4 separate regions of the Mus musculus genome follow, and all the other regions are linked to region 2. The links are chromatin loops, found by intact Hi-C in ENCODE. Cell type or tissue: left cerebral cortex. All regions are shown on one strand. Each heading gives the region's core, and the rest is flanking DNA. Links, peaks and the distances in the headings are about the cores only.

Region 1 (7,600 bases), core at 1,612-5,611, 260 kb before region 2:
CTTGTCATTTTATAATCTGCCTAATGAGAAACTGGACTAAGCAACTAAATGTTGTAATTCTGGATGGAAGGGGTTTCTATTTGCTTTTCTAGAAGACAACTAATGGAAGACGGGACACTAGTCTGTCATTGAAAGATCAGCAGAGTCAAGCTAACTCTCAAATATTCTTTATACTCTCAGTGTAGAAAACAAACTCATAAATTCTGAAAGAAGAGTGAGAAGACATTAGAAGCTTCCTTGTCACTTGTAATCCAAGTTCCAGGCTAGAACTACAGCTCAGCCAGGTCCTCTGTGTGCTATGAAAGAAAGCACCATCAGCTGCAAACCTGTTGTTCCTGAGGCAGGTCTGTTGCAGTAGTACTGACCCATCATGGGAGGCTCCTAGACCTGTACTGGCATGGCATGGCGGCAGTAAGCGCTACAGAACCAACATTCTCTTCACAAGTCAGAGCTCTACATCTTACCAACCAAACTGAAGACAAAGTAAAGACCTTCCATGAGAGTGATGGGTGCAGGTTTGCATGTCACACAGTCTAATCGTACCACAACAGGTTAATGTCTACTATGGAGTCAGGGGATGATGGTTTATCAATAGGTTCCCCCATGAACACAAATGCAGCAGGACAATGACAGTACAGATGCTGTGCTGTGGGAGGCATGGGCACAGGTAGGAGCATAAGAGTTCTCTGTACTTTTTTTTTCTTAAAGACTTTGCTCAGGACTAAAACTGTCATAAATACAAGTAACACTTAATCAGAAAACTACCCATAAGTGCACATGCATGAGAGAGGATGGAGGGGCTTCACTAAGGAGTAGACAAAGCAGTGTCAACAAACGTTAACAGGCTGGAGAGATGGCCTAGAGGTTAAGAGCACTTGCTGCTCTTGAAAAGGACCCAGGTTGATTCCCAGCCACAGCGGCTCATAGCCACCTCTAATTCCAGTTCCAGAGTACCCAACACTCTTGTGACCTCCATGGGCACACAGATATACATGCAGACACTCATACGTAAAATAAATAAATTGAAACAAAAAAAGAAAGGAAAAAAAAAAACATTAACAAAGACACATTACCAGTTTCCTCGGTTTCTTGGCCATTGCCTAAGTATCACTTCAGACAAGGGGACAATCTCAACTCTTTGAGGCTTGCCAAGATTCAGACTTAAGGAAAAGTAGACGTGTGTGTGTGTGCGCGCGTGCGCACATGTGTGCACATGTATTTTGTATGTCCTCTGGCTGGCCTCAAAATAATCCCCCCATTTTAACCTAACAAGTTTTGGGAGAACAGGCATGAGTTGCCATGCCTCGCTCCATACATTCTTAAAATTACATGTAAAATACAGATTGTCTACATACCAAAATTAAATAGTGTATCTTTAAAAACAGAAAAGCAACTAAATAAAGCAACAGCATTGACTAATACGCAGCAAGATCAATCACAAAAGTGGCCTTTGTTTCCTAAAAATTCATCTACTCTATCTTACTACATGGCACTTGAGGAAGGATTAAAATCTAACTACAAATACAGTGGCTGTCCAGAAATGGCAACTCACAGTGTACACACTCATTCTGCCATTCACTTCACAGAGCACACTTGGCACTGCCAGCACTGAGGGCTAGGCACCACACACTGCCCATCAACCGTGAGAAGTGCAGTTACCTACCTGGTAAAGCAGTGATAAAGTCCCGCTGCAACATGGGCTTCAGGTAAGAGTTAATATGTCCATGCTGATAATGACACATCCGTGAGATAAGATGCTCCACAAATTCCACCTGATCTGATTCAGACCACTGGTCAAAGTACTTAATGCACAAGTCCTTTTCTTTCTGGTAGTTCCCCTCTGACGGCCTCTTTCTGGAGACAATCACAGATGACGTTCCATTACTGATCTGTTTTGGAAAAACAAAGAAACAATAATTAGCTAGAAAGGCATGTAATCAATTTCATTAGAAATTTCTTTTGTCCTATGGATTTAGCCTCAAAATACCAATTTGAACCTAAGTCAAATTAAGCTCTTTTGTTCATCCATTTATCACACAATTAAAATGCATTGAGGGCCCATAGCCTCAAATTAACAACCATAGTAATTACTGAAGTTGCAGCTGTTTGTAAAGATGACCGGTGCCTTAGCTCACTATTCCCCATTGCGTACCATACCACCTCTCCAGCATTAGAAAACTCATTTGGAGATGATCATCTTAGAGGCACTAAATGCCCAATTTGATAAGCCAGCATCTAGTTGGCTAGTAGTAATCTGTCTCCACGTCCTCAAAATTAAAAGTTAATGTCTCTCTTATATTCAAGATATTTCCGGAGGTAGGGTATAGGGAACTTTCGGGATAGCATTTGAAATGTAAATAAAGAAAATATCTAATAAAAAAAAAAAAAAGAAAAGAAAAAAGGAGGAAAAAAAAAAGATATTTCCAAGACATCAGGCCTGAAACCATGGACCCAAACACTACATACATATTTCTGCCTTTACATACATATATACATACATACATACATACATACCAATGATAAAGCAGGGCTTATAAATTATGCATAGCAAAAATATTGACAATAACAAAATACTTAAAACAATATAGTACAATATGTACATATGTTCTCCCTACCTACACTTGTGAAATTTTTCATTTAGTGTGTTTAGACTGCAGCTGACCATAGGCACCAAGAGCAATCAAAACCAGAGCAGGGTTGGTTCACACACCTGAGCAAGCGCTGGAGTAGCTGAGTGCCTGGTAACACAGATTCGAGCTCCATCTGTCTGGATGAGAGCCTCAGAATCTGTATTTTAAGTTTCCAAGTGCTGCTGAGTCTGCTAGACCAGACTGCATTTTAAGGGATCATACTGAGACACCCCCTCCCCCCCATCTAAATAGAGGAGAAGCCTAAAAGTAAATCCATCTATAAAGCTTCATTTTCTCCTAATAGTTTTTTGTTTTGTTTTGTTTTGTTTTTCGAGACAGGGTTTCTCTGTGTAGCCCTGGCTGTCCTGGAACTCACTTTGTAGACCAGGCTGGCCTCGAACTCAGAGATCTGCCTGCCTCTGCTTCCCAAGTGCTGGGATTAAAGGCGTGTGCCACCACGCCCGGCTATTCTCCTAATAGTTTTGACCCTTCCATATTACTTCAGATGGTTAGTAACTGCTGGCCAAACAACAGAAGACAATGTCCAGACATATCTGCATACTCACAACCATGTACCCATATACTCCCCCATCACCATAACAATAACAGTCTACATCCCTAGATTCAAAGCCACAACCACTATAATGCTATTTAAAAGCCACATCAGGTCTTTGGTTTGGTTTGGTTTTTCGAGACGAGGTGTCTGGCCCTGGCTGTCCTGGAGCTCACTCTGTAGACCAGGCTGGTCAGAGATACACCTGCCTCTGCCTCCTGAGTGTTGGAATTAAAGGTGTGTGCCATCACCTAGCCACATCAGTGTTTTGTCATACCACTGCCAAGCCATCTGTCCTCTGATAGCCTATGTGCATACACTAACAGAAAGTAAGACCCTAGAGGATTTTCAGACCTGAAGAGGTGAATTACAAATGTCCATTACTTCCATTAGAAACTTGTTCCCAACATCTTACAAGGAATGAAGAGCTCTTGTTAATAGTATGCTCTCATATTAAACTAGACCACACACACACACACACACACACACGAGAACCTCTGTAAACTTCAAAGGAAACTTCTGACCTTCCTTGACAAAAATAATTTCAGTTTCACATCTCAAGTATGCTTTTATTTCTACATTTACAGCAAGGTCAGAAAGCACTCATCTTCTACTTAATTTATATTAACCATCCATTTCCACATCTCCATGTCATCCCCAATTCCCGGAATGAGGGATAATTTAATTGGCCTCTGTTACCACCAGAGGGCAGCATTGAACAGGCATTCTAAAAGTTCTGTTTGTTGGAAGACTCCTCATCTACTTGCCTCAATAGAAGAACTTAAGACAAAGTAAAAACTCATTGCTATGATAAATATCAGCAAATATAAAGGGAGATATATAAGGGGATCTTACATAAGATATCAAGTATAAAAGGATAAACATAAAAGGAGATCTCAATGCTATTTTAAGCATAACAGTATCACAACATTGTAACAGGAAAATATAAGTGTCTAATTACAAGCATTGGTAATGCAAATCACAACTTATCTTTCTGCACAGCAACACTGCAGTGTAGCTGTTGCGGTCCAGCTTTAAATACAGTGAGGCTGGACTAACCACTGACAGCTTTGAAAATAATGGGAAGGAGCAAAGGCGAGATATGCAGGGTTTTATGGTGGTGTGAGCACAATAACCAGGACAGAATGAGGCTGCACACGGCAACGCCAACTGTGGAGTCTCAAAGACCCCATGTGCTCGGCCTCTCTTACTCCACCCCTACTGACAATTCCCCAGAACCTCTGCGGTCACAACAGGTTAAACAGAATGATGGTGACAGCCTACACCTGTGCCCCGCTTTCTAGATCACAGTATTCCCACATCCACTTTCTCATTTACCATCTAGTTTCCACTGAGTAACCAACCAATGAGGAGATGAACAGATGAAGGAACCTGGGTGCTAAGGCGCTGGGAGCCACAGTAAACTAAAGGTCACAGTGAAGAGCAGTACAGCAAAGCGGTGCAGAAGGTCGCGCATGTTCCTCTTACACATACATAATGTTCAAAAAGACAAACAGGCACTTGTGTGCTTAGGAGTGCATTTCCAGCTACTATCCCAGACCCCGTGGCCCAGACAAACCCTGCAGCCTTGCTGCCATTATTTCACCTTGGTCCACGTCATCTTACACTTGCTGGGCGTGCACTATTCTAGCTAACTAACCTACTTTATAGTTTTCAAATGTGCCCAGGTCACTTTTTTTTCCTTTATATATACTGTGCCTTTACTCATGTCCTCACAAAGGAAAAAAATGCTCACCAGCATGCTTAGTGAAAACACTAAACCATGAAGGTCTGTGTGCTCCCCAGACACCCACCACAAAGCTGGGGAGATTGGGCAGGAAAGTGAGAGAGCCAGGAAAGGAGACTGATCTGAAAGGAGACAGACCCTCATAGGGAGAGCAGGGAGGAGGGTGGGCTGCAGACAGAGAAAAACAGCAGTCTACACTTGGCTCTAAGCCTCCACCATCCCCGTGATGGAGGATTTCCACACAGTCTATCTTAGGCCACGAAGTTGGTATTTCAGGATACTGCCTTTTTGGAATCTTCCAGAAAACTCCAAAGTGCTTTACTAGCAGTAAGGATACTCCCCAGAGGGAACGGTGGACAAGCAGGGTGGCTTCTGAATCTGGCAACCCTATACAAAACAGAGGCTGGGTTCTGCTCTCGGTGAGGACATAAGGAAAGGCAGAGCTTTATCTACAGTCATCTGCTAGCTTATCATGCCTACCTGCCAAAGAGCACTTTTCTTTGGGGACTCATCTTCATTTTGATCTTCCATAACTGAAGTGTTCTAAAGGGGGAAAAACAAGTTATTTGAATTATGCCAAGTTCTGCAAAACCTAAATGACTACAAGACATAAACTTTGAGATCCCAAACTAGAGTTTAGGGATACAAACCCAAGAACTCTGGCTTGTTGCTCACACACACCATGCTGGGTCAGGAAGCTATCCTCCTAAATCAATAGTAAGCATACAGTCTTCACTTACAGAGCCTGGGCATGAAGCTTGTGGGGTAACCTTCATCATCACTGCTGTTCTATGGCTTGTGGCAGAAACTCAGAGACTCACAAGTTCCCAATAGTTGCACACAATGTCTCCTAGAACGTCTGCTGTTCAGTAATGCATCCCACCCACCAGCAATTAAAGAGACAAGGCCTCCCTCCCACTTGCTCCATAGCTGATCTGGGGAATGGCCTTGCCTTGCCATCTCCCCCAGCAAGAGTAGATGACTGCCCCAATTTTCTCCCTCAAGAAGAGGATGCTGTTGGTCACTAACAGTCTGACTTGCCTTTGGAACACATTTTCTTTTCTTTTTTGTGTTTACTACACAAAGAAGTACTGTGTAATTATCCCTTTGGTAACCTAGAGGCTCAACAGATGCCCATTAACTGGAGATTATACATGACTGGGTTTTCCCTTTTTGAAGCTGCTACCTAACAGCTAAATGGAGCCTTAATGAGAAGGGGAAGTGGGTGGGCAGTGCTCGGAAAGGAGCGACAGACACCTCACTGGCAGCCAGGCTGCTCTAAGGTTCCATCCCAAACCTAGAACTCTTTTTTTTGGGGGGGGGGTGGTTGGGGGAAGGTAGGGGAGAGAGGGTTTCTCTGTGTATCCCTGGCTGTCCTGGAACTCACTTTGTAGACCAGGCTGGTCTCAAACTCAGAAATCCGCCTGCCCCTGCCTCCCGATGGGATCAAAGGTGTCCGCCACCACCACCCAGCCCCAGAACTCTTAAGATGGAACACAAAACTTAAACTCCAACATCTGCTCTGCAGTGTTTTTGGAAGGTCCATTACGGCTCTATTAAAATTACCAAGGGAGCCAGGCAGTGATGGCACACCTTTCTTTAATCCCAGCACTCAGGAGGCAGAGGCAGGCAGAGTTCTAGGCCTGCCTGGTCTACAGAGTGAGTTCCAGGACAGCCAGGGCTGCACAGAGATACCCTGTCTCGAAAAACTAAAGGAAAAAAAATTTCCAAGGGGATCTCTGTTTACATCTTCAGGAATAACCTTTCTCAAACTGCCCACTTTTCCTTTATCCTTTAAGTTCTAAAATGTTTGGACTCAACCCAGAGTACTTCCCAACAGAGCAATGGACAATCTGCAACAGTTGACACGAGTCAGCACTGAATATGAGTCACTGCTGTCTATGTCAATGACACACAATAGGCGAACCAAACCGAGACACTGGAATCTTAACTTGGTCACTCATTGTGGGACCTTAGGCAAATGAAATCACTCATCAAATGGTGGGCCACAGGGTGTGGTGAGATCAAAGAAGCCCTTCTTCCCTACTTTGAGGACACTACTTCCAAGGTTTCCTTTGCACATGTTTACAACGTCACTGTCCTGGGCAGAGCAGAATGGCTGTGGAGGGAAATTCTTCCTTAATAAAATCTTAAAAGTCCCAGAATGTCAAGGCCAGTGACAGAGGACAGGAGAAAGGGGGTGTGGGGAACAAGCACTATGTCCTAGTGCTCAAAACCAAGGGCAGCAGTGGGCAGTCCTGAAGCAGAAGACAGGAGAAGTGAACACAGATCTACTGCATCTATGATCTGCTGGAGCACATGAAAGGGCCAGTACTGTAGCTCCAAAGCTGTTGGATCTCCATGACGCGGGGCAACAACAGGACATCTGAGAGAAGTCCTGGTGAGGTTCCAGTATTGATGGTGTAGAAGAAGCCAGAGGCCTTAAACCAGACCAATGACTCACTGCAATGAACATTTGCAAGCAAAGATGTATGCATAAAAGGCTACACTGTGCGACACTGTGACACACTACAGCTTCCATGACAAGATGGGGTTTTTTGTTTGGTTTGTTTGGGTTTGAGTTTTGTTTATTGTCTTTTGGGTGGAGGTTGCAAGGGCAACGGGAAGATATGAAGGACGACAAATGGGATTGGTGGTACATGATGTGAC
Region 2 (7,600 bases), core at 1,791-5,790:
AGCATTAAAAAAAAAATTTTTTTTAAGTGAAATACCTAAGAAAGAGACAGTCTGCTTCTTAGGATTTGCATTTAAATGTATTCTCATGCACTGCTGGTGGGAGTGTAAATTGGTTCAATCTTTTTGCAAAGGTTTGGCAGTGCCAATCAACAGCTTTAAAAATGTTCCTACCATTTGAGTGGGGTTATTTCACATCTGGGAGTCTAGCTTTCAGAAAAAGTCCAAATTAAAATTTGCGGCCTGGTATTCATTTGCTAGGCAGGCAAAAATTTGGGTTAAACAAACAAAGCTCTGGGTTTATATGAAAACACAGAAATGGCTCTGAAATAGAAGTCCACTATTTTGTCTTAATGCTTGAAGGATTAGCTTTACCGTCACTGTAGGCCTGAGCTCTGAAAAAAATAAGCAGTATACAGTTAGATGTTGTTACGGATTTTCAGAGCTTGCTTTTCCATAAGGGCTTGGTAACAGCCGTGTCACAGAGCCGTCTATCTGATCCTTCCCAGCTGAATGCTCACGTTGTCAGATACTAGTCACTTTATCTCTTCCCTGAAGGAGAGAGGCTGTCTGAGAATTTGCAAAGAGATTGCTTTGTCCTGAATTTCACTCCAGAAATTGCAGCAACCAAGACTTGTACGATGTCTATTAAACAGATGGTAGGCACCCAAATGCTAAGGGCTTTCTGCTGAGCAGTACACTGGCGCCAGCAAGAGAGAGCAATCTAGTGGAAAGATTCTTAGCAGTGCTTGCTCGCCATCCTGCCTGCATCTTAGAACAGAGACACATGTTCCCAGGAGCAGAGTCATGTAGCTGTAACTCAGCCCCAGATCTGCTATTAACTTCCTGGGTTGGAATCTGGCTTCCATCTTGTATTCCCTGTATGACTTTAACTTTTTGTAGAGCCCAGGTTTCTTCTTGCCGGTAAAACAGGGCCAACAAGTAATACTCCAAGTTCTGTAGGGGCACCGTATTAACTCCTCTGTTTACTCCATATCTAGCCTCACCTATCTAAATTCATTGCTTGCCCAATCTAACACTTAAGAAACATGTTCATACATTTATATCTCTATGATTATATATGTATATATATATATATATGATTATCTGTAGATAAATTATTGCTATATATACTCTCCCTTTCCCTTTTCTTTGAGATGGTCTCACTATATAGCTTTGACCTCACCCTCACAGAGATCTGCCTTCCTCTTTTCTGCTGAATGCTGGAATTAATGGCATGAACCATTATGCCCAACTGTGTGTGTGTGTGTTTATTCATGTGTATGTGAATGTCTGTGGAGGCTAGAAAACAACCTTGGATGTCATTTCTTAAGGGTTGTCCACTGAGTTTTGTGTGGGGCGGGTACATGTGAGTGCCGGTCGGGGCCAATCTTGATGCCGAGACCAAAAAAAAAAAGGTGATTAGCAATGGAGGAAAGACACCCAATGTCAACCTCTGTCCTTCATGTGCACACACAAGCAATGTACACAGCACACACACACCTAATAACCTTCTGTAATAACTTTCAGAAACAATGTACAATATACACTTCCCCTACGATTTTTCAAAGTAATAAAAATTTAAAAATTAAATCCAACTGGGCAGTGGTGGCATATGCCTTTAACCCCAGCACTCGGGAGGCAGACTCAGGAGGATTTCTGAGTTCGAGGCCAGCCTGGTCTACAGAGTGAGTTCCAGGACAGCCAGGGCTACACAGAGAAACCCTGTCTCGAAAAACAAACAAACAAATTTAATCCATAGCCATATGTGTTAGAAGGGTATTTTTTTTCCTGGCCTCACAATTGTTGCTGTTTTGGACACTATCTACCCTTGTAGCCCGCAACCAGCCCTGAGCTCTAGGTTTTAAGTCATTGATCTTTATGCCATGATTATTCAAGTTTGGTGGACTTTGTTACTGTAGCTCTACAGTAAGTTTTAGATTTGTTCCTTTTCTCTCTCTCTCTCTCTCTCTCTCTCTCTCTCTCTCTTGAGATGCGGGTCTTTCAGTCTCATGTTTCTCAGGCTAACCTCAGATTCCTGGGCACAAATCATCATAGCCCCATCCCTGGCCCCACCCCCAGGCCACCCCAGCCCCCAGCTTCCAGGGGAGCTGGAACTACTTATATTTGCTATTATTGCACATGGCTTGTTCTTTTCTAAGCTTGTTTTGTTTATTCTGGGCGCCTTGGATTTCTGTATGAATTTTAGGATCAGCTTGCCCATTTCTGGAAAAAGCAGCTGGGATTTTAATGGGAAATGTGTTAAGTCTGTGAATGGTGAGTGCCCGAGTACTGCCATTTTGACAGCGTTACGCCAGTTTGAATGTGGCTATTTCCCCCTCATTTGTGCCTTAAATTCATTCCTGTAGCGGTGGTTTCAGTGCCACGCCTTGGGTTTTGTCACATTTCTAAATTTCCTTTGCCATGCTGCTGTAGATGGATCTGTCATCTTCTACAGATCATTCATGGCAGATATATAGAAATGCCAGTTAATCTTTGCATTTTGGTCATGTATGTTGCAGTGTGGCAGATCTCACTTACTCTAGTCGTCTTTGCATTATGTATTTGGGGCATCTGCGTTGCGGTCCCCACTGACGTCTTTACTCAGCCATTTCCAGGGAGAACCAGCAACAGTGCACAGGGACCAGAGAAGAAGGGACCAAGAATGAGGTACCATGGTGGCAAGCACTGGAAAGGAGTCACTCTGGTGGGCAGCGTGGGATAGTCTTTCTTTCCCAGAGGTTCTGATTCACTTGGTCTGGAGTGGATCCCAGAAACCACTGTCTTTAACCCACACAGCAGAGATTTCCTAATGGAGTATGGTCCACAGATGGACTTTCTGTCTAGAACAAAATGTAGTCCTCGCCCTCCATACCAGACTGTGCTTTGCTTGAGACATTTCTCTCTTCACCCTCATTCCTTCATTCCTCTAAGTCCCAAATGCACATATTACAGGCCATTTCTCCACCCCAGTTGTTTCCCGCGGTCAAACGTCTTTCCTCTACTCATAAAACATAATGCTGAATCTCCATTTGTTCTGGCTCAGCTCTTCCCTGTCTTCTACTGCAATATTTTGACTTTATGGAAGACAAACAGGACCTCCATATAACAGAGGAATGGCAGAGAATAAGACAGTTACTGTGAGCCAGGCATGGTGGTGCACTCCTTTAATCCCAGAGCTCAGAAGGCAGAGGCAGTAAGATCTCTGAGTTGTAGGCTAACCTGGTCTACAAGAGTGAGTTCAAGAGCAAGTTCCAGGACAGCCAGGGAGAAACCCTTTCTTGGAAAAAAAGAAGAAAGAAAGAGAGGAAAGGAAAGAAAGAAAGGAGAAGGAGAAAAGGGAGGAGGAGAAAAGGAAAAAGGGAAGAAGGAAGGAAGGAAGGAAGGAAGGAAGGAAGGAAGGAAAAGAAAGAAAGAGAGAGAGAAAGAAAGAAAGAAAGAAAGAAAGAAAGAAAGAGAGAAAGAGGGAGCAAAAGAGAGAAAGAAAGAACAAAAGAAAGGTTTGTTGTCATTGTGGAGGTCTGAGCCAGTTTGAGAAGGAGGCCCCCGTAAGGAGAGCCAGATCTTGGAGAGAACATGGCTGGTGATGAGCAGAGAGGTTCCTAGTGTGCTGCACTAGTGGAAGTTATGGAAATCCACCCTTGGGACTGGCTGGAGAGCTGCCTTGTGGATATGGAGCAGCCTCTAACTGGATAGGTTAAGCTCCTAGCAGCTGCCATTGCTGCTGAGCTAGCCCTGAAGCCACCCTGTGAGGTGCTCAGCAGAGAAGCTCTCTCAGCCATGAGGCAGGCTCTGGAGGGGCTGTCTACATCTAGGAACCTGGCAGCAAGAGAAGCCACCCTTGCTGCAGAAACCCAGGCACCTCGAAAGGGGACAGCCTCCTGCAGTGTCTCTATAGTGCCCTCTACTGTTGAAGCTAAACATGTCTGTTTCCACAGAGCAGACAATCAAAAGTGAATTCAGACCAGAGATAGAACAATTTGATAGTTGATCTTCCTTTGTTTCTTTTTAATTTTTTATTGATTCTTTGTGAGTTTCACATCATAGACCCCAGTCCCACTCATCCCCCTGTCTTTTTGTATCTGCCCTTGCAACCTCTCCCTCAAAAGAAAATAAGATAGAATAAAAAGAAAAAACAACAACAGCAAAATCTTGTGGTGGAAGCTGTAGTGTGTGATGGTGTGTCACAGTTTTACCCTTTTGTCCACACATCTTTCCTTGCAATGGGTCATAGGTCTGGTTTGAGGCCTCTGGCTTTCTGCTGCACTATCGATACTGGATTCTCACCAGGACTCCCCTGGGATACCCTGTGCCATGAAGGTCCTACAGCTTTGGGTCTGCAGGACCAGCACTTCACACACCCCAGCAGTTCATAAATGAGGTAAATGTTCTTCACAGTGTACAAACCCCTCTGCTTTGCTCTCCCTCCTGTTTCTCCATCTCATACGCCATCTTCCCCATCTCTCTATCACGCATTTACCCACCTAGTGGGACATAGGTGGGCACTTGGGTATCTTTCTTCTGGCTGGCCAGCCCTGCTGGTATATTTTTCAACCAGAAAAATGTAAAGCTTCACTCCTCACAATTTCCTGGGTATAGAGAAGTGCAGAAACCACAGCATTGTTGTGTATTGAAATCCATGAGCTAGCCCAAGAACACTTCAACACCCAAGTATAATTTATGGCCCTAAAACATGCAGCAATAAAAATTAAAGTGAATTAAATTTTAATTAGTTGAATTCATAAGATACAAAGAAAGTGAAAGTACAAACAAAACAACAAAGGAAAAAGAGAAAGTAAAGAACCGGTGGGGGTGGGGGGAACCCAGCAGCTCAAATAAAACAAAACTGTGGTTCTTTGAATATCACAAAATAGTCTACTAGATAATTCGATTTTAAAAGCATATGTGGGTGGGAAAGAATAAAGCACAAATACATAGAATAGGAAATGACCAGGGAAGATGCTGTTACTGCTGAGGAAGCCAGAAAGTTGACGTCACTGTACACACCAACTCTGTCTTGGTCCATTTGGATTCTGTAACAAAATCCTCAAACCTGGGGAATTTACAGACTCCTAGCCTTTATGGATTCAGAGTAGAGTGGGACCAATTTCTGGTTCTCAGATGACACCTTGAACATGCTCTATAGACCAAGCTGGCCTTGGATTTTCGGATCCTCTTGTTTCTGCCTCCCAGTTACAGTGGTTATGGGCGTGTGGCGTCACATCAGGCCATGGGTCTTTTTTGTAAGGTCACTAGTGCCATCCAGGAAGCCTTAGCCCTCTGAGCAGACTACCTCCCCATAGGTCTCATTCCCTAATACTGTCAGCCTGTACAACACTTATGAAAACATGCTGAAATAATAAAAGAAAAACCCTGGAAAGAAAAAGATATAATGAGATGAGTGTCTTAGGAAAATGTAGTTGACAAGACTTGACCTCACCAGAGACGGAAAGTTGAATCCATTTCAAAAGAGTGATGTTTCATTCAGTGTATCAAATAGACAGTATCAGTACTGAGAGACTCCTGTGCCACACACCTCAGTGCCACACTCACAGGAGAGCTGTAACTAGTCACTGAAAGATTACTATATAAAGGGTCCTGGGACAGAGCAAACGAGGGCATTTCCAAATCCTCCTCTTTCCCCCAGACAGGTTCTAACTATGCAGATCTGTCTTACACCAAATTATTTTTATGAACCTGGCAAACACTTAACATCTCAAGCTAATAAAAATGGTATAGAAAATAAGATAGCATTCTAGGCCAATACCATTTATAATATCATCTTTAAACCCCAAATAAAATAAAATATTATTTTACCAGAAATAAAATATTATTACACCCAGAAACCACATCAAGAAAATGATAGATTATAACTAAGTTGTAGGGCTCTAGTAGGCACTTGAGAGTGGTCTAGTAGACATCTATATATTTATACATCAAAGAAGAAAATCTTGCTTATCACTAGCCTTGACAGAAATTAAATATCCATGCAAACAAACAAACACACAAACAAACAAACAAATCTCTTTAAGGAGACAAATGGAACAGGGCAGTGGTAGTGCACGCCTTTAGTCCCAGCACTTGGGAAGCAGGGGCAGGTGGATTTCTGAGTTCGAGGCCAGCCTGGTCTACAGAGTGAGTTCCAGGACAGCCAGGGCTACACAAAGAAACCCTGTCTCAAAACAAACAACTCCCACACACACACCCCAAAAAAGGAGATAAATGGAAAGACAATTCCTTAACATAAATTAGTCTCCAAAACAGAGTCTTAACAAAAAACATGACAGACCAGGATTAAAGCAAGGACACACTCAACTCCATTACTATATTAGCATCATGCTCGAGATATAAATTAACACAATTAAACAAGAATAGTTAAGCTAGGGACTGGAGAGATGGCTCAGAGGTGAAGACCATTGCTGCTCTTCCAGTGGAGCAAGTTTGGGTCCCAGAACCCTCATGGTAACTCACAACTGTAACTCCAGTTCCAGGGAATCTAACACCTTCTACCTCTGTGGGCACCAGGTATGCCCATGGTACACAAACATACATGTAGGCAAACCATCCATACATGTAAAATAAAGTAATTTTTTTTAGAAAGTTAAGCTTGGCATGAGAATTGAGAAAGTTGTATTGTATACACACACACACACACACACACACAGGAACAGAAACAGGAGAGGAAGGGGGAGGGGATCAGGGTTAGTATAGAAAAGTCATTAGGAAATGAGATGGGTACTACTTTTTGTTGTTGTTTTCTGAGACAGGTTTCTTTCTTTCTTTTTTGTTTGTTTTGAGACAGGGTTTCTCTGTATAGTCCTGGCTGTCCTGGAACTCACTCGGTAGACCAGGCTGGCCTTGAACTCAGAAATCCGCCTGCCTCTGCCTCCCGAGTGCTGGGATTAAAGGCATGCGCCACCACACCTGGCTTGAGATAGGTTTCTTTCTATAGCACTGGATGTCCTAGAATTCACTTTGTAGACCAACCTGGCCTGGAACTCACAGAGATCTACCTGCCTTTGCCTCCCACGTGCTGAGGTTAAAGACATGCATCACCACCCAGGTTTACTACTTGTTGTTGTTGTTGTTGTTGTTGTTGATTCTTTGAATTTTTCTGTTTGTTTCTCTTTTTTTTTTTAATTTTTTTATTAGCTATTTTCTTTATTTACACTTCAAATGCTATCCCGAAAGTTCCCTATACCCTCCCCCACCCTGCTTCCCTACCCACCCACTCCCGCTTCTTGGCCCTGGCATTCCCCTGTACTGGGGCATATAAAGTTTGCAAGACCAAGGGGCCTCTCTTCCCAATGATGGCTGACTAGGCCATCTTCTGCTACATATGCAGCTAGAGGTTTACTACTTTTTAAGCTAATTGAAAACCAAAATTTAGCCAGACATAGTGGTTGGCACATACCTTTAATCCCAACATTCGATTAGACAGAGGCAGACTGATCTCTGTGAGTTCAATACCAGCCTCATCTACATAGTGAGACCTTGTCTTGAAAAACAAAAACAAATAAAAGAAAAATATAAAATAAAAAACTTTAGGAAATAAAAAAAAAAAAAAACAGCCTTAGTAGTGTATCCTATAATCTCAGCATTG
Region 3 (7,600 bases), core at 1,654-5,653, 140 kb before region 2:
CACCCCCTGCCATTCCTCTACCAGAACATAGCTCTCTGGGAATGATGAGAAGAGCCAAGATGCCCAGAGTGTCTAAAACCTGTAACACGGTGACCTGAGCAGGACACCACAGGACACTGCTCTGCACCAGCTAAGGCAGACGTGGCACAAACCAGCAGTGCAGGCCAGGGTTCTCAGAGTACAAGGTTTCGCCAAGGCATCCTGCATATTGATCAGATTAGTAGCCCTTGAAGGGAGCCATCTGCTCTGCCTATATGGAGCTCAAGGTCCCTGGGAAGAGACAGGAGGGAGGACAGCCGTTCACGGAGGCCCAGTTAAGCAGGGCAGCTCCCTGCAAGGGGCCCAGGGCAGGTAGTTGGTGTGTAAGCAGCCCTGCCAAGGCTGACTGGGCCATGATTTGTGTTTAAGCTCTGAGAGACAAGGACTAGGCAGGGAGGACTGCCGCCTCAACCTACCGCCTCTAGTTGGGGCTGTAGAGAAGGCTTTCCACCCAACTCAGATGCTGAGGTCCCTCAGAGAGCTGGACCCAGAAACCTCCCAGAATGGCCAAACACCGGGCAAACATTCCCTATGCTGCCCCAGGCATTCATGACTCTGCAGAAGGGTGGATCAGAGCTGCCTCATTGTCTACCCCTCCAGGAGGAGGGATGGCTGCTCAGAGCCAGCTCTGCTGAGGGCTCCAAGATGCCAGTGTGGAGGAGGCAGTGTGCAGTGTGCCAACTGGCACCTCTCTTCGGCCAGGATCTCTGCTGTCATGAAACACATGTCCTTTCCAAGGCTGATTTTCTCTCTTTGTGCTGAGAAGCCACTAAGGGGCGATGCTCAGATCAAAGTAAGCTCTCCTCACCTGCCGCCTGCCCCCTTCTCTTTGTTTCTGCGTTCCTCGGTTCCTTTTTCTTCTTAATTATTATTTTAAAAAACTTTATTTCTGTTCTACGAGTACAGGTGTTGTGTGTGCACTATGCACATGCAGTGGCTGTAGAGGCCAGAAGAGGGCAATGGATCCTATGGGACTGGGGTTATAGACAGTTGTGAGCTATCCTGTGAGCGCCAGGAATTGAACCTGCGTCCTCTAGATAAGAGACCAGTGCTCTTAACCACTAAACCATCTCTCCATCCCTGCTTTGGACTTTTTTTTTCCTTTCCTCCACTTATTAAAAGCAGCTTCCAGAGTGGCCAAGTCACTAGAATGAGGACAGGAGCTGTCCCTGACAGCTGTGTGACCTTGTGCTGGAGGCGCCTCTGGTCTTGGCTGTGGCAGCACATAGGGAGCTGTTTGCATGGCAGCTAGAGTCAGAGAGTGGCACCATAAATGGGTGTCCCTTTCAAGGGACGCCTCTAGTATCCCAGCCATGCTGTACCCCTAAGGGTTCCACAGCTTTCAAAATAACACCACACACCTGACCAGTAGCCTGGCCCACCATGATGGACTGAGATCCTCCACAACAAGGAGCCAGAAATGAATCCCTCCTCTACGATCCTTTTACTGGGTGTTGTCTCTGCAGCAAGAAGGGCAAGTACTAGCCATGCTAACGAGGGCTCTGTTTAGAGGGAAGACTGGAATCTGTTTACAGAGTTTGACTCGGGGAGTGGCAGAACCAGTAAGGTAGCCATTATCTGAGTGAATGGCGAGGCAGCTCCGAGAGTGGCCGCATGGAGGTGGTGCATTCTGGGCCTGTTCTGAAGGCAGAGGGAATCGTACTCATGATGAGAGAGGGGTGGAGAATGAGAGAGAGTGCCAGGCTGCCAGGGACGAGATGGGCAGCCATTGCAGAATGCACCTGAGGAGGGGGCTGAGGCTCAAGTGGCTCTGAGCATCCAGAGATATGCAGAGACAAAGGTCTGGGGTCAGGTCAAGTTCAGGGACTGAACTTGAGGCACGAAGCCAGGGGCCCCCACAGGCTGGCTGTGATCATTCCAGCAAACAGAAGGAACAGAGAGCCCAGAGCTCACCACAGTCATCAATTGTGCTAGGTGAACACGGCAGACAGGGAGTGAGCCGTTGGCTGTGGGGGTGGGGGTAGGGGTGAGGGTGGGAGTGGGAGTTGTCAAGAAAGAAGGTGCTAGCCCCGGCATGATGAGTGACAATCCTGAGCTCCCTGCTACCTCCAATCCATGAAAACTGCCGCTGAACTGTTAGTGAGCAGGGTCCGCCACACACAGACTTCCTGGCTACCTACCCGACCAAGGGAGAAACGGAGGCACAGAGGGAACTCCTCACACCCCTCCCTAATTTCAGATCCAGGTTACCAACTGCAGCAGGACACTGGCCAGGGACAATTGTGCAGACGAATGACTGAGCCACCAGCTCTAGTAAGTTTCGGTGGCTTGGCCACACAGGATACAAAAGGACAGGGATTAGCAGATACAGGGCTGAGGTGCCCACAGCCAAGATGTGCCCCAAGCTGCCATTCCAACCAGATGACCTTGGGCAAGGACTTCCCCTTTGAGCCCACTGTCCTCAGGTCTGGCAGACCCCTGTATCCCTCCCACCCTACATTTTAAGAGGTACTGGAGAAGCCCCAGCCCATTTGAGGGCACCTGGGTAAACTGAGGCAGACCTCCTCCCGCCCCCTCTGCCCTGTGCTCTTCCACTGCGCACTGAGAATCCCCTGGCAGACACTGCTTCAGCTAGGAAGTGGAATTCCTGGCTCCTGCCAAGGCTCCGGGTGACAGCTGGTCTCTGCCCTGACCATGTCAGGCAGGCCGGATACCCTGGCACGGGAGGTGCCATTTACAGGAAGCAACCGGTCCCAAGAGGCTTGGGGCCTTTGCACCTTACAGCAGCTCCGTCTCCCAAACAAACACGCCATGCTGAAAGTGGGCCTTGAGGAAGGCCACACATTTGATTTTGAACCAGAAGTGTGGAAGGAAAGTCAGAATCTCCCATGCGATGGATCCACTTCTGTTTTGTTTTTCTTTTTGAGAAAGGGTCTCTCTACATAACAGCTCTGGCTGGCCTGGAACTTGCTAAGCTCCTGGCTGGCCTTAAACTTGCAGTGATCCTCTTGCCTCTATGCAAAACCTTGTGTCTGTCCCAGGTGCTGGACTTAGAGGTGTGAGCCACCACATCTGAGTTCACCGGACACATGGAGCATTCCTCACATTGGGCACCGTACCTCACAGCCGGCTAAGAACTTGACCTTGCCGGTGCCTCTGAGGAACAATGCAACGAATCTCCCTCACCTGCAGCAGCTGTGCAGCACTGGGCCGGGTTTCTGGGTTCTTATCCAAGGCTATCTTCAGAAAGTCTCGGAACTCCACAGACCTGGAGGACAGGCGTAAGTAAGGAGTGAGCCACAGCCCGGGCACCGCACGCCCAGGGCTGGGTGTGTGGAGACAGGGTCCATGGGACAGCCTTCTTATCATGCACACCACTGTCCAGGACACAGACGTCTAAAAGGAACATAAGCAGGATGGGAATGAGCATGGCAGTGTCAGAATCTAAACCTAAGTCCCCATTCCCAGCCTGGCCATGTGGCTGATTGGGCTCTGATCCTATTCAATATGTTCCGGGACATAACGGGATCTCGTCCTGGCTAACTGGCCTTGCTCTCGTGTCTAAGGTTTTGTATAGTTCAGGAGGGCAGTTCAGAAAGGCCTGGAGGTGGCCCTCTCCTCCGTTCCCCCCATCCCCGACTTTAGAGTCCACTGTGCACACGCAGACCCAGCACCACACGTCTCTGGAGTGGCTTCCGACCCTCCAGGATTACACAGCTCTCCTTACCACTTGGAGGGTGTAAGCAGGGTAGGAGGGTCCGACTTGGCAATCTTGAGCAGGACCCGCATGGGGTTGAGCTCGTGGTGTGGGGGCTCGATCTGCGCCATCTCGATCAGCGTGATGCCCAAGGACCAGATGTCAGCCTTGTAGTCATAGGGGGCGTCCTTCATGGTTTCACACAGCACCACCTCAGGGGCCATCCTGAGCCAACCAAGGAACAATAAGGGCTAAGAATTGGGCCCCTGAGGATGCCGCTCGTAGCTTCAGCGTCTCGAACACCACCAGCACCACACTGGAGGTTTGGCAGTATTTGAAGCCATGATTTGAATTACTGGCATCCTATTGTCTTCCTCAAGGGTCTCGGCCCGCTGCAGTTCCTGGAGCCCGCCACAAGGTGGCAGCAGCCATCCAGAACAGAGTCCTGGGGAAGGGGCAGGTGGGTGAGGGCAGAGGGGCGAAGGTTCCAGCAAAAAACAAACAAGGTAGGACAGTGGGGTAGACAGAACAGGACATCACAGAGAGAAAGGGGGATGGGAGAGAAGAGAAAGGAATAACGGGAGGGGTGGGAGAGAAAGAGTTAAGAGTAGTAAGCAAGCAAGGAAGGGGCTGAACACCATGGCCAGTTGTAAAAACAGAACACAAAGTAATCAGGTGTGAAACTGAGTGAGAGCTTGGGCTTGGGGTGCCACCTGGATGCCTGCAGCCTGGATGCCTGCAGCCTGAGCCTGGATGCCTGCAGCCTGGATGCCTGAGGCTGGATTCCTGCAGCCTGAGGCTGGATTCCTGCAGCCTGAGCCTGGATGCCTGGATGCCTGCAACCTGAGCCTGGATGCCTGCAGCCTGGATGCCTGAGGCTGGATGCCTGAGCCTGGATGCCTGCAGCCTGAGGCTGGATGCCTAAGCCTGGATGCCTGCAGCCTGAGCCTGGATGCCTGCAGCCTGAGCCTGGATTCCTGCAGCCTAAGCCTGGATGTCTGAGCCTGAGCCTGGATGCATAAGCCGGAGATTGGATGCCTGAGCCTGAATGGATGCACTGCAGGTGTGGGAAGGTGGGGCCCAGCTCCACACATCTGCAGGCTGAGGCCAAAGCAAGACTTCAGGTGTCTTCCTCTACAAGAGAGCCCTCTTCTCATAGGTGGTTTTTATTTTAAGTTAGAGTTTTGAAAAAGGACAAGACACAACAGGCGTAAGAGAGGCCCAGGGAGATTTCTCATGAGGACAGGAAGTGAATTTACATTGTTCTCATGTACCCCGCCCATAGCCAGCACCCTAAACTCAGTACAAGTGTTAGACGAACCAAGAGCTGAAGCACCTTTTCAGGAATCCGGTTTAGTTTATTAGTGGGGTGCTTTCCACTGTAACCCCAGTTTACAGACGAGGGCGTGGGGAAGCTAAGCCACTTGTGCTAGGCGCAGGAGTACCCAGAAGAGAAGCAGATGCTAGACACACACAGTTTGAGCGGCTGACTAAGGGCTCTGAACTGGCACCGCGTGCCCCACACACAATCCACCCAGAGGCAACTAACCACGGGGTGTTAGGCTTGCTATGTCCCCAGAGGCCCCACGACTCACCAGTAAGGTGTCCCTATGAAGGAGTCTCGCTTTTGCAGAGTTTTCAGATTCTTGGCAGACACACCAAAATCAGCTGCAAGACAAAACCCTAAGATAAAGTCATGGTCGAGGGAGTCTTCCCCACCCACACCCTTTGGGTAAAGTCCTTGGTGTGGTGTGGACTCAGGAACACAATTTCGGGACTCGGGGATGAGGCAAGCATGCTTGGGGACTTTTTGTTTGTTTGTTTGTTTGTGAGACCCTGTCTTAAAAAAAAAAAAAGGGCCAGGCTCATTTGATATAGTAATCTCTTTTTTTTAAAAGATTTTTTTTTGTAGAACATGATTTTAATATTTTCAACTGTTGATATTCAACAAACAGAATAGTTATTTTAAGATATACTTCATTGTTTTTAAAGATTTATTTATTTATTATATATAACTACACTGTAGCTGTCTTCAGACACACAAGAGGACGGCATTAGATTTCATTACAGATGGTTGTGAGCCACCATGTGGTTGCTGGAATTTGAACTCAGGACCTCTGGAAGAGCAGTCAGTGTTCTTACCCGCTGAGCCATCTCTCCAGCGCCCGGCCCAGTAATCTATAAATCCAATTAAGAATCTACAAAATAACACTAAGTACAAACAACTGCAATACTCATCAGTGTGCTGTTCAAATACACAGTGGCAACCAGAATTACATAACTGTCATTTAAAAAATAGACCTTTGTGCCAGGCAGTGGTGGCGCACGCCTTTAATCCCAGCACTTGGGAGGCAGAGACAGGCGGATTTCTGAGTTCGTGGCCAGCCTGGTCTACAGAGTGAGTTCCAGGACAGCCAGAGAAACCCTGGGCTACACAGAGAAACCCTGTCTCGGAAAAAAAAATAAATAAATACACAAACAAACCTTTTTAAAGTTATTATCTGTAATCGCTTGGCTTTGTCTTTTTCTTTTCTTTTTGGTGGCTCCTAATTTCACCTTATCAGATTCCAGTCCCATCCAAGGCATATCCAGAGCTACCAGGTGCTGGCTAGTCTCACGTCAACTTGACACAAGGTAAAGTAGTTGTTGGAAAGGGAGACCTCAACAGAAAGGGAATGCCTCCCTGCAGGCTGCCTGCAGGGGAGTCTGTAGGGCACTTATAAATTATTCACATGCACTACAGACCCTTCTCTATGCACATGACCCATTTCCCCTTCCCTCTTGAAGAAGGCGTGGCTCTTCACGCAGTCCCTGAGCACAGAACCTCGAAGCTGAGCTAAGCAAGTGAGAAGCTGGGGTCTGGTGGGTCACACCTGATTGCTTCCGGTTCTGTTTTTATAATTCGATATGGTGTTCACCCCTTTCCTGCTTACTCACTACTAAACTACAACCTGGTGCCTGTGCTAGGGGTTCACATATAGAGAGGTCAGGGGAGAACTTGTGGGAGTCAGTTTTCTTTGTCCACTATGTGAATTCCAGGAATGGAGCACGGGTGGCCAGGCTTGGCAGCAAGTGCCTTTACCCATGGAGCCAGCCCTACGACCCGACTCCCTCTCCTGAGCCACTCCCTTCTCCCACCTCTCATGCTGATTCCACTCCAAGCCACATTTATAAAATCACACACTCACTGCAGAAGTGGATAGTCCTCACACCCTTGTTATCACTAAATCTACAATCCCCAGTTTGTCCTGGATCGAGGTCCCTAAAAGTCTAGGGGGCTTTTCAAGCGATCGAAGGTCACAGCATGGAGCTGTCTGTCCAGGCACAGGAAACTACACAGAGGACGGTTGGGGGGCCAGGGTGGAATAAACTAGACAGAGAGCCACAAGCACTGTGACACCCAGTGATGGCTTCCTCTCTGTGACACAGGGATGCTGACCCTTGGTCCTTTAGAGCTCAGTTCGGGGCTGTCCTGAGGATCAAATTTACATTTACAAAATGACTCCACTCCCAGCTTAGGCCAGCATGAGTCTCCATACAGAAGACTCCAAACAGGAGCACCTCGCTACTCCCGAGGGCAGGCCTACCCTGAGAACCTGAGGCCTTAAGAGACTGAGGTGAGCAAGCCTCTCCTGGGAGTGGCCATGAATCAGATCCCTAAGCCCCAGAGTGAAGACTGGTCACAGGTACACGTGCATGTGTGTGCATGTGCGTGCGTGTGTGTTGACCAGAGAAAAGGTACAGGACCAGGGCTGCTAGGGGTGAGATTCAGACACAGGGGGAGAGTGGCCCCTCGAGGGCTCCTGGTAAGAATGGGGATTAGGTTTTGCTTCCAGCTAGGTCAGCCTGGATACCTGGGAGTCTGTTTTCCCACAAACACTCACCATGGGCAGGACATGTCTC
Region 4 (7,600 bases), core at 2,078-6,077, 240 kb before region 2:
ACAGCAGATCTTACTTAACAAAAAGACAACTCAATTACAAACAGATAAAATATATACACGGGCATTATAAACACATACATAAATATTTTTTTAAGGAACCAATCAAAATACTGCCTCCTGGAGATAAAACTACTGCCATTGACTTGGTGCAATAACCACGAAGTACCTTTGTACACACATGAAAATTGTTTAAGACATGCTCTTTAGAAATTGCTTATTCCATGTGTCTCTATGTACATTCATTTTTGTTTTAGTGGCTGCAGTTTATTTCATCCCATAAATTGTAAGATCAACAGGAAGTAAAGACATTGTTTTTAGGTCTACTAAGTTTAACAGGAGAATAAACTTTTGCACCTACAATTGCCTCTGATTTGGGTTCCCAGAAATGCAGAAGATGCTTGCGAACCTGAGTTTCATAATGGATGACCAAACTGACTTTGACTGTCTCTAAAGTTATCAAATATTTTTCTAAGAACAGACTTCACATTCAAGTCCCTTTATCCGACAGTCACTTCCTGCCCTGTGAACAGAGATGGGCACTTCCTCTGACACAGCTCTTTAACTCTCAGGAACAGCCGTGAAGCCCTAAAATTCCTCAAAAAGGGAAATGACACCAAATGAAAACACTTGAATCTAAAGAATGAAGGAAGGAAGAGATGCAAAGAATAAGAAAGAAAATGATAAAAAGAAAAAAAAAATCAGACTATATACACATTAATTTTAACTGACAGACAGACAAGGTTGCTAAAAGAAATTTAAGACACAAACATCTAGATACCCTGTGTCCAGGGATCACAAGACTTAAGCAGTCAGTATTACCACAGAGTCAAAAACATAAGACAGTGTCTATCAGAATCTCAAGTGCTTTTGGAAGAAAGAAAAATCCATCTTAAAATTTTCATGAATCCCTCGAAAGACCACAAATGGGATTTAAAAACAAAACAAAACTGGGAAAAAAAAAAAACACACACACACACACACACACACACAGGAAAAAAGCTGGGTTCAAAGAGTTTTGAACTGAAAGCCAGTTAACAGTCGAAGCCCTGAGCAGGCACACTCAGACAGTTAACAGTCGAAGCCCTGAGCAGACACACTCAGACAGTTAACAGTCGAAGCCCTGAGCAGACACACTCAGACAGTTAACAGTCGAAGCCCACTCACTCACTATTAACAACTGTCAGGTAACACTTAGGTAGGAGCCCCTCCGACCTGATTCCCCAGACCCCAGAAGATGCTTGGGAAGCTGTGCTTCAACTGATGTCTGTAAGGAATAATGAAGGAAAGCTGATCCCAGCACCTTGGAGACAGAAGCAGGCGGGTCTCTGTGAACAAGTCCTACCTGGTCTACAGAGTGGGTTCCAGGCCAGCCAGGGGTAATCAAACCCTGTCCCAATTTAAAAAAAAAAAAAAAAAAAAAAAGTAAAAAAATAAAAACCTACCTAACACCATACTGTATGTTTCAGGATAAAATAGTCCCCCCTACTGTCAAGAACAAAGCCAGAATATTCATTCATGTACCAAAACAAATTTTACTAGTCATAGCCAGTTACAGTAAAGCAAAAAAAAAAAAAAAAAAAAAAAGTCAAAAATATTGATGGTAGCATACTTGTGTAAAAAGGAAAAGAAAGCACACATAAGAAAGTACAAGTAATACATGTATAGCAAAGCTGCAGGACACAAGGCATGAGGTCAAAGGGCAGACTGGGTCACTTGGGCAGTCAGGCGCTCAGCAAACCTGAAGGCATAGACACAGCAGAAAGGTAAACAAAGCCTGGCACTGCCTTGTGCCTCTCCAAGCAGTAGCCAGAACAGACATTGGAATCACCAAGTCTGCTGTCAGAGGCAGGACAACTAACACAGGAAAAGAGTGCACGGGAAAAGCCAACCTTTGGAAGGCAATTCTTAAGGACAAAACAAATATGAAAGGCACTGTTAAGGAGAAATTCCTCAACTTAATAAAGAGCATCTTCAAAACCCCTATGGCTAACACCACACTTACTGGGAAAAGTCAACTTTTCTGCTAAACTCAGAACTATCAATCCTTTCAACAGGATGGGAGGAAAGTCAAACTTCTGTTCACAGATGCCATGACTCAAAAAAAAGCCCGAAAAGGGGGGAGGGGTTGCTGGTGAGATGGCTTGTAATTAAAAGTACTGTCTGCTCTTCCAGAGAACTGAGTTCATTCAGTTCCCAGCACACACATAGTGGCTCACAAATATCTGTAATCATCATTAATTTTAACTAACAGATGATGTTGCTAAAAGAAATTAAAGACACAAACATCTAGATAACCTGTGTCCAGAGAACACAAGACTTAAGCAGTCAGTATTACCAAAGAGTCAGGCAATGTCTGTTAGAATCTCAAGTGCTTTTGGAATAAAGAAAAATCCATCCTAAAACGTCTATGAATCCCTCATAAGACCACAAATGGGATTAAACAAACAACAAAGTGAAAAACAGGAACAAAGTTGGGTTCCTGAGACAATCAGACCCTGGGGCTTCTGCGGCCCTGGTCTGGCTTCCAAGGGCACCAGGCACACACACAGACATACACACAGGCAAACATCCATTCACTATAAAAATACATTTTTTTAAAAAGCTGAAAAAGTTAAAACCATCCTGTAACGATGCTTACAGCAGGATATGGACCACATTCTTAAGGCCAGCGCATCTTAATCTTGGCAAGGAACAACGCCTTTTCAACAAATGGTGCTAGAACAACCAGACAGACAAATGACTCTAGATACGAGCCTCTCAAATTTCCCAAAATTAATTCAAATAAATAAGGAAACTTGTTAATAAGGTGTTACCCCAAAAGTCAGAAATCAGAGAGAGAGAAAGAGAGACAGAGAGACAGAGACAGACAGACAGCACAGGGAAAGGTGCTTCCCCACAAGCCTGAGGGCCTGAGATCAATGCCTGGGACCATGTGATGGAAGAAGAGAGCTGAGGAGCTCCCACAGCTATCACAGACACAGAACCAATCAATCACCTAACATCCAAGAATTTTACAGAGGCCGGGGCTGTGGTGACACACACCTTTCATCCCAGCACTCAGAAGGAAGAAGCAGGCAGATCTCTGCAAACTCTAAGGCAAGCTGTCTACACAGCAAGTTCTAGCTAATGCAGTAGGAGACTACACAAAGTCTCTGTCCCTTTCTCCCTCCTTCCCCCCCCCCTTTTTTTTTTTTGGTTTTTTTGTTTTTCCCAAGACAGTCTTTCTCTGTATAGCCCTGACCATCCTAAAACACACTTTGGAGACCAGACTAGCCTTGAACTCACAAAGATTGTCTGCCTCTGCCTCCAGAGTGCTGGGATTAAAGGTGTGTACCACAACTACCCAGCTGAGAGACCTTGTCTCAAAAAAAAAAAAAAAAAACAAACAAAAAATAAAATAAAATAAACCAAAAAATATTGTAAATAAATAGAAATAAACCTTTCTAACTTTAAGAAGATCTCCCTGCCCCAAGAAAAAACCTCCAAGTGAAAGCAATACACCACGGCTAGAGACTAAGAAACACAGAGAGCCCTGGAATGAAACTATCTGGGGATACAGCTCAGCTGCAGAACGATCGCCTAGCGTGCATGCAGTAAGGGACTGGATTCAGTCCCAGCCACTAGGGTGGAGAAAAAGAATCCTGAGAATATTCTCCTCACACATGCTCTGGGCAAGGCAGCTCAGGGGACAAAATAAAGCATAACTGAGTGGGGTGGGCGGGCCTGGGACGGAGGCATCAAACTTTATACTGGGTCTTGCTGTTGGAAAACATGCATAGGTCAGACACCTCCAAAAATAACACACACAAAAGCCTTTTTATGGGGTAAGACAAGTAGGTTCTCTAGCTCACGTGGAAAAGAAATCTGTCCTGGTTCTTGGGAAGGGAAGCTCTCTGAGGAGCACTAAGGCAGCCGTGTATGCTTTCAGCCTCTGCAGGCCTCAAACCCCAGATCAGTCCCCAGAGAGCCAGTCCACAGACACTCGCAGTTCCTGAATGCCAGGCTGCTGTGTGGCTCTGTAGCATTGTTTTTGAAGAATTAACTTTATAGGAATTATTCCTGGCTTTAGGATGTTTTAAATCACAAACTACTATTTTCTAGTCTTCTTGTCTATGCTGCGTCTCTATTTGTGATTTAGCATATGGTTAGCTTTTGTCACTCGTATGCACATTTGAAAAGCAGGTTACTTTAAATCTCTTTAGTAGGCCGTATAAAGTTTGATGCCTCCATCCCAGGCCCGCCCACCCCACTCAGTTATGCTTTATTTTGTCCCCTGAGCTGCCTTGCCCAGAGCATGTGTGAGGAGAATATTCTCAGGATTCTTTTTCTCCACCCTAGTGGCTGGGACTGAATCCAGTCCCTTACTGCATGCACGCTAGGCAAGCGTTCTGCAGCTGAGCTGTATCCCCAGATAGTTTCATTCCAGGGCTCTCTGTGTTTCTTAGTCTCTAGCCGTGGTGTATTTATTGCTTTGTGGTGTATTTATTGCTTTGACTCTGAGTCATACTTCTCAGTATTAGAAAGGGAATTATAAACTGTGAGGTGACGAATCTCTTTGATACCAGCAGAGGGAGGCAAAGAGAGGCAGGTGGATCTCTGAGTCCAAGACCACCCCAGACTACAGAGTGAGTTCTAAGATACCACAGGGAAACCCCATCTCAATAAACAAACACGTTACCGATATACTAAGGGTTGCCTAGCTGGATGTGGTATCTTGTACTGAAGCTAACATAGAAGACTGCCACGGGTCTGAGAGCAGCCTGGGCTACCATGAGTTCTAAGAACACTGTAGACAAACTGGAGGCAATAGACACAGATCAGCACTATAGCACCTGCCTGGCAAGCAAGAAGCCCTGGGACCAATCCTCAGTACTTCCACTCAAAAACTTTGTTGTTTTGTTGTTTTCCCTGGCTGCCCTAGAACTCACTACATAAACCAGGATGGCCTCAAACTCAAAAAGACCCTACTGTCTTTGCTTCTCAAGTGCTGAGAGTAAAGCATATACCACTATGCCTGGCTTAATATTAATTGATAAACATTAATATTAAGATAAATTAATTAATATTAGATATAAATATATAAATGCAATAATAAATATATACGTATGTTTGTATTTTTAAAATATTTTTGGTTTTTCAAGGCATGTTTCTCTGTATGGACCTGGGTGTCCTGAAACTCATTCTACAGACCTGAAATCTGCCTGCCTTTGCATCTTGATTACTGGGATTTATTGCTCAGTTTGCCTAGTGGGTACTCCAGGGTCAGCTCATGTATCTGTTTGATGTGCCTTTGTCCTTCCTTGTTTTAAGTGCTTTGCATATTCATGTTCCAGGCTCTTAAAAAAATGAGACAAAAAAATTCCGTTCCCTAAAAAAGATGTAAATTAAGGCAACAATTTTTTCCTACTGGGTTATTACCACAAATATTCTATAGAGGAAAAAAAACTGTATGCTAAAACTCAGTCCTTACATTTGGAAAATACTACTCAAACAACTGTACAGCTAATAAGGTAACCATAGCAGTAGTTCCCCACTTGGAGGCTGAGGCAGGAAGACCTCACTGAAGGCTAAGTGGAGGAATGGGACACCATTGGAACTAAGGGTTTGAACTCACGGGGGCTTCCATCCATAGAAGGTAGAGGTTTCAGAGAGAGGCAAATGACATCTCAGAGCATACTGGCTGGGTCCAGAAGTAATGACATCCCAGCAACACTAAGCACTCACACTTGTACCTGAAAACAGGAAAACCCAAGAGCCTGGAACATGAATATACAAAGCACTTAAAAAACAATGGCAAAGGCGCATCCAACAGATACATGAGCTGACCTGGAGCACCCACTAGGCAAACTGAGCAACCTGACCATCAAAATAGCTACTAACAGACTACAGCCTACAGAGTAAATAAAACAGGAAAGCCAACTACTGACACAGTAGATGAAAATGAAGTACCAGGGAGACACACACTTGCATCGGCTCAAAGGATCTCTCTACAGACCACAGAGTTACAAAGGGATAAAGAACTTTATTATGAAGGACGCCTGCTGGCTCTACTTAAACAAGCAGTAACTGTTCAGAAGACAAATCAAAATCACACTTGGCCTAGAAGGTGCTATGAACACAGAGCAAACCCTTGTGCTGATTCTCCCACAGATGCACATGGAAACCTACACTGAGTGAAACAACACCACCTAACTCACACAACTGGCAGGGTTACCAAGATCCAGCAAAGACAGAAAAACTCCCAGACAGAAAGAGGTACAACTGAAGTCAGCACACCATTCCTTAATGCATGGCCTGCCACAGAGGACATTGTGAAGCACTTTAGTGACACTTAGGTAGGGCCTGAGGACTGATGTCAGCAATGTGTAAGTGTTAACTCACTGCTAAGTCCCACCAGACACCTGGGACACTCTTCCTGCACCAAGACAGCCAGCTTTTCTTTCAAGCTTTTGGAAACTTTTTTTTTTTTTGGTACCAACTTTTCTATAAGCTAGAAACAGCTCAAATGGAGAAACAGAAACCTTGCAATGGCTTGCTCACATTAATATCCAGCACTTCAGACTATGTGACCATACAGCTAAGAATGGATATGATGAAATATCTGAAACAAACACCTTCCCCCTTTCAGTTTAAAGAGAATCGGGTTTATCTACTTACTTATTCATTTTAATTTATTTACTTGTTTATTTTTGCAATGCTGGGGTTGAAGTCAGGCCTTGCACATGATTTGCAAGCTAGCACTACATCCCCAGCCTTAAGCTTTTTTCTTTTTATTACTGATAATGGAAAAAATTATTTTTGTTTCTAAAAAATTAAAACCTGGGACTAGGGAGCTAGTTCATGACATGAAGTGCTTTCCTGGGACCCATGTAAAAACCACTGCAATCCCAGCATCTGGGAAGCAAAGACAGAAAATCCCTGAGCAAGATAGCTAACGAGACTAGTCAGAACCAGGAAACATCAGATTCACAAGAGACACTGTCTCAATAAAGTTGAGAAACACCCAACCTAAACTTGGGGTTTCCACAGAATAACCATACATGTGAACACTCACACTTCAACCCACCTGAGTCCTTCCTTGCCCCACTGTCCTCCTCATCTCAACTAGTTCCCGGCCCCATCACATCTTTTTCTTTCATTTGGTTTTTGGCACCCACTAAGATTGATTAGGGCTGCCTACATATACATGGACACTTACCAGTGGCTAACTGAAGAAAATGTCTCTTGCTCCCTACTTGTATCTGCCGGGAGGAATGGGGCCTCACGAACCCTCCTCTGGCTCCCTCTGACAGAATGCTAAAGGTCCAGTGCTATGTAGGTCTCGTCCTGACCATCAGAGCTGTGAGGCTTCAGGACAACAATGCCCATGCCCTGGCCAGAAGACAGTGTTCCACAATCCACCGCTTCTGCCATCTCTTAGTTTCTTCCTCAGCCCCTTGTCTATGACACTCCCTGGGCCCTGGAAGGAGTGGGTGATCCAGATGTCTCATTTGGAGGCAAACTTTTCAAAAGTCAGTCATTTTTGGCATTGTGATCAGTTATGAGCCTCTGCAATTACCAACGCCCACTGAAAAAATACACCTCTGTGACTGACTTTGAT

The links. A loop is a pair of places that touch in the nucleus more often than their neighbours do. Peaks named below come from ENCODE experiments on the same cell type or tissue, not always from the same donor. Only the 100,000 strongest peaks of a DNase experiment are listed, where the experiment ranks them.
Region 1: a loop joins it to region 2, with 3 times the contacts of the local background. A loop is called at or near these places in 13 of 42 quality-filtered maps.
Region 3: a loop joins it to region 2, with 6 times the contacts of the local background. A loop is called at or near these places in 29 of 42 quality-filtered maps.
Region 4: it touches region 2 in a loop (5-fold over the local background); 9 of 42 quality-filtered maps call a loop at or near these places.

Annotation. Positions count from the first base shown.
Region 1 is chr11:32,706,061-32,713,660 of GRCm38, reverse strand. It overlaps Fbxw11 (F-box and WD-40 domain protein 11), which reads right to left. Exons shown (of 13, transcript NM_001271347.1): 3 at 1,664-1,889. Among named protein-coding and RNA genes, the nearest start is that of Fbxw11, 67 kb to the right of the region's middle. In left cerebral cortex, for the core only: a CTCF peak has its summit at 3,870 (motif pointing right); a DNase peak (open chromatin) is centred at 3,883.
Region 2 is chr11:32,446,627-32,454,226 of GRCm38, reverse strand. No RefSeq gene overlaps it. Among named protein-coding and RNA genes, the nearest start is that of Ubtd2, 4.9 kb to the left of the region's middle. In left cerebral cortex, for the core only: a CTCF peak has its summit at 3,899 (motif pointing left); DNase peaks (open chromatin) are centred at 2,333, 2,737 and 3,876; H3K27ac peaks cover 543 bases.
Region 3 is chr11:32,585,078-32,592,677 of GRCm38, reverse strand. It overlaps Stk10 (serine/threonine kinase 10), which reads right to left. Exons shown (of 19, transcript NM_009288.2): 5 at 5,293-5,365; 6 at 3,728-3,922; 7 at 3,187-3,268. Among named protein-coding and RNA genes, the nearest start is that of Fbxw11, 54 kb to the left of the region's middle. In left cerebral cortex, for the core only: a CTCF peak has its summit at 4,106 (motif pointing right); DNase peaks (open chromatin) are centred at 4,092 and 5,189.
Region 4 is chr11:32,690,814-32,698,413 of GRCm38, reverse strand. All of the region lies in intron 2 of Fbxw11 (F-box and WD-40 domain protein 11), which reads right to left. Among named protein-coding and RNA genes, the nearest start is that of Fbxw11, 52 kb to the right of the region's middle. In left cerebral cortex, for the core only: CTCF peaks have their summits at 3,583, 3,821 and 4,548 (motif pointing right); DNase peaks (open chromatin) are centred at 3,600, 3,852 and 4,411; H3K27ac peaks cover 1,152 bases.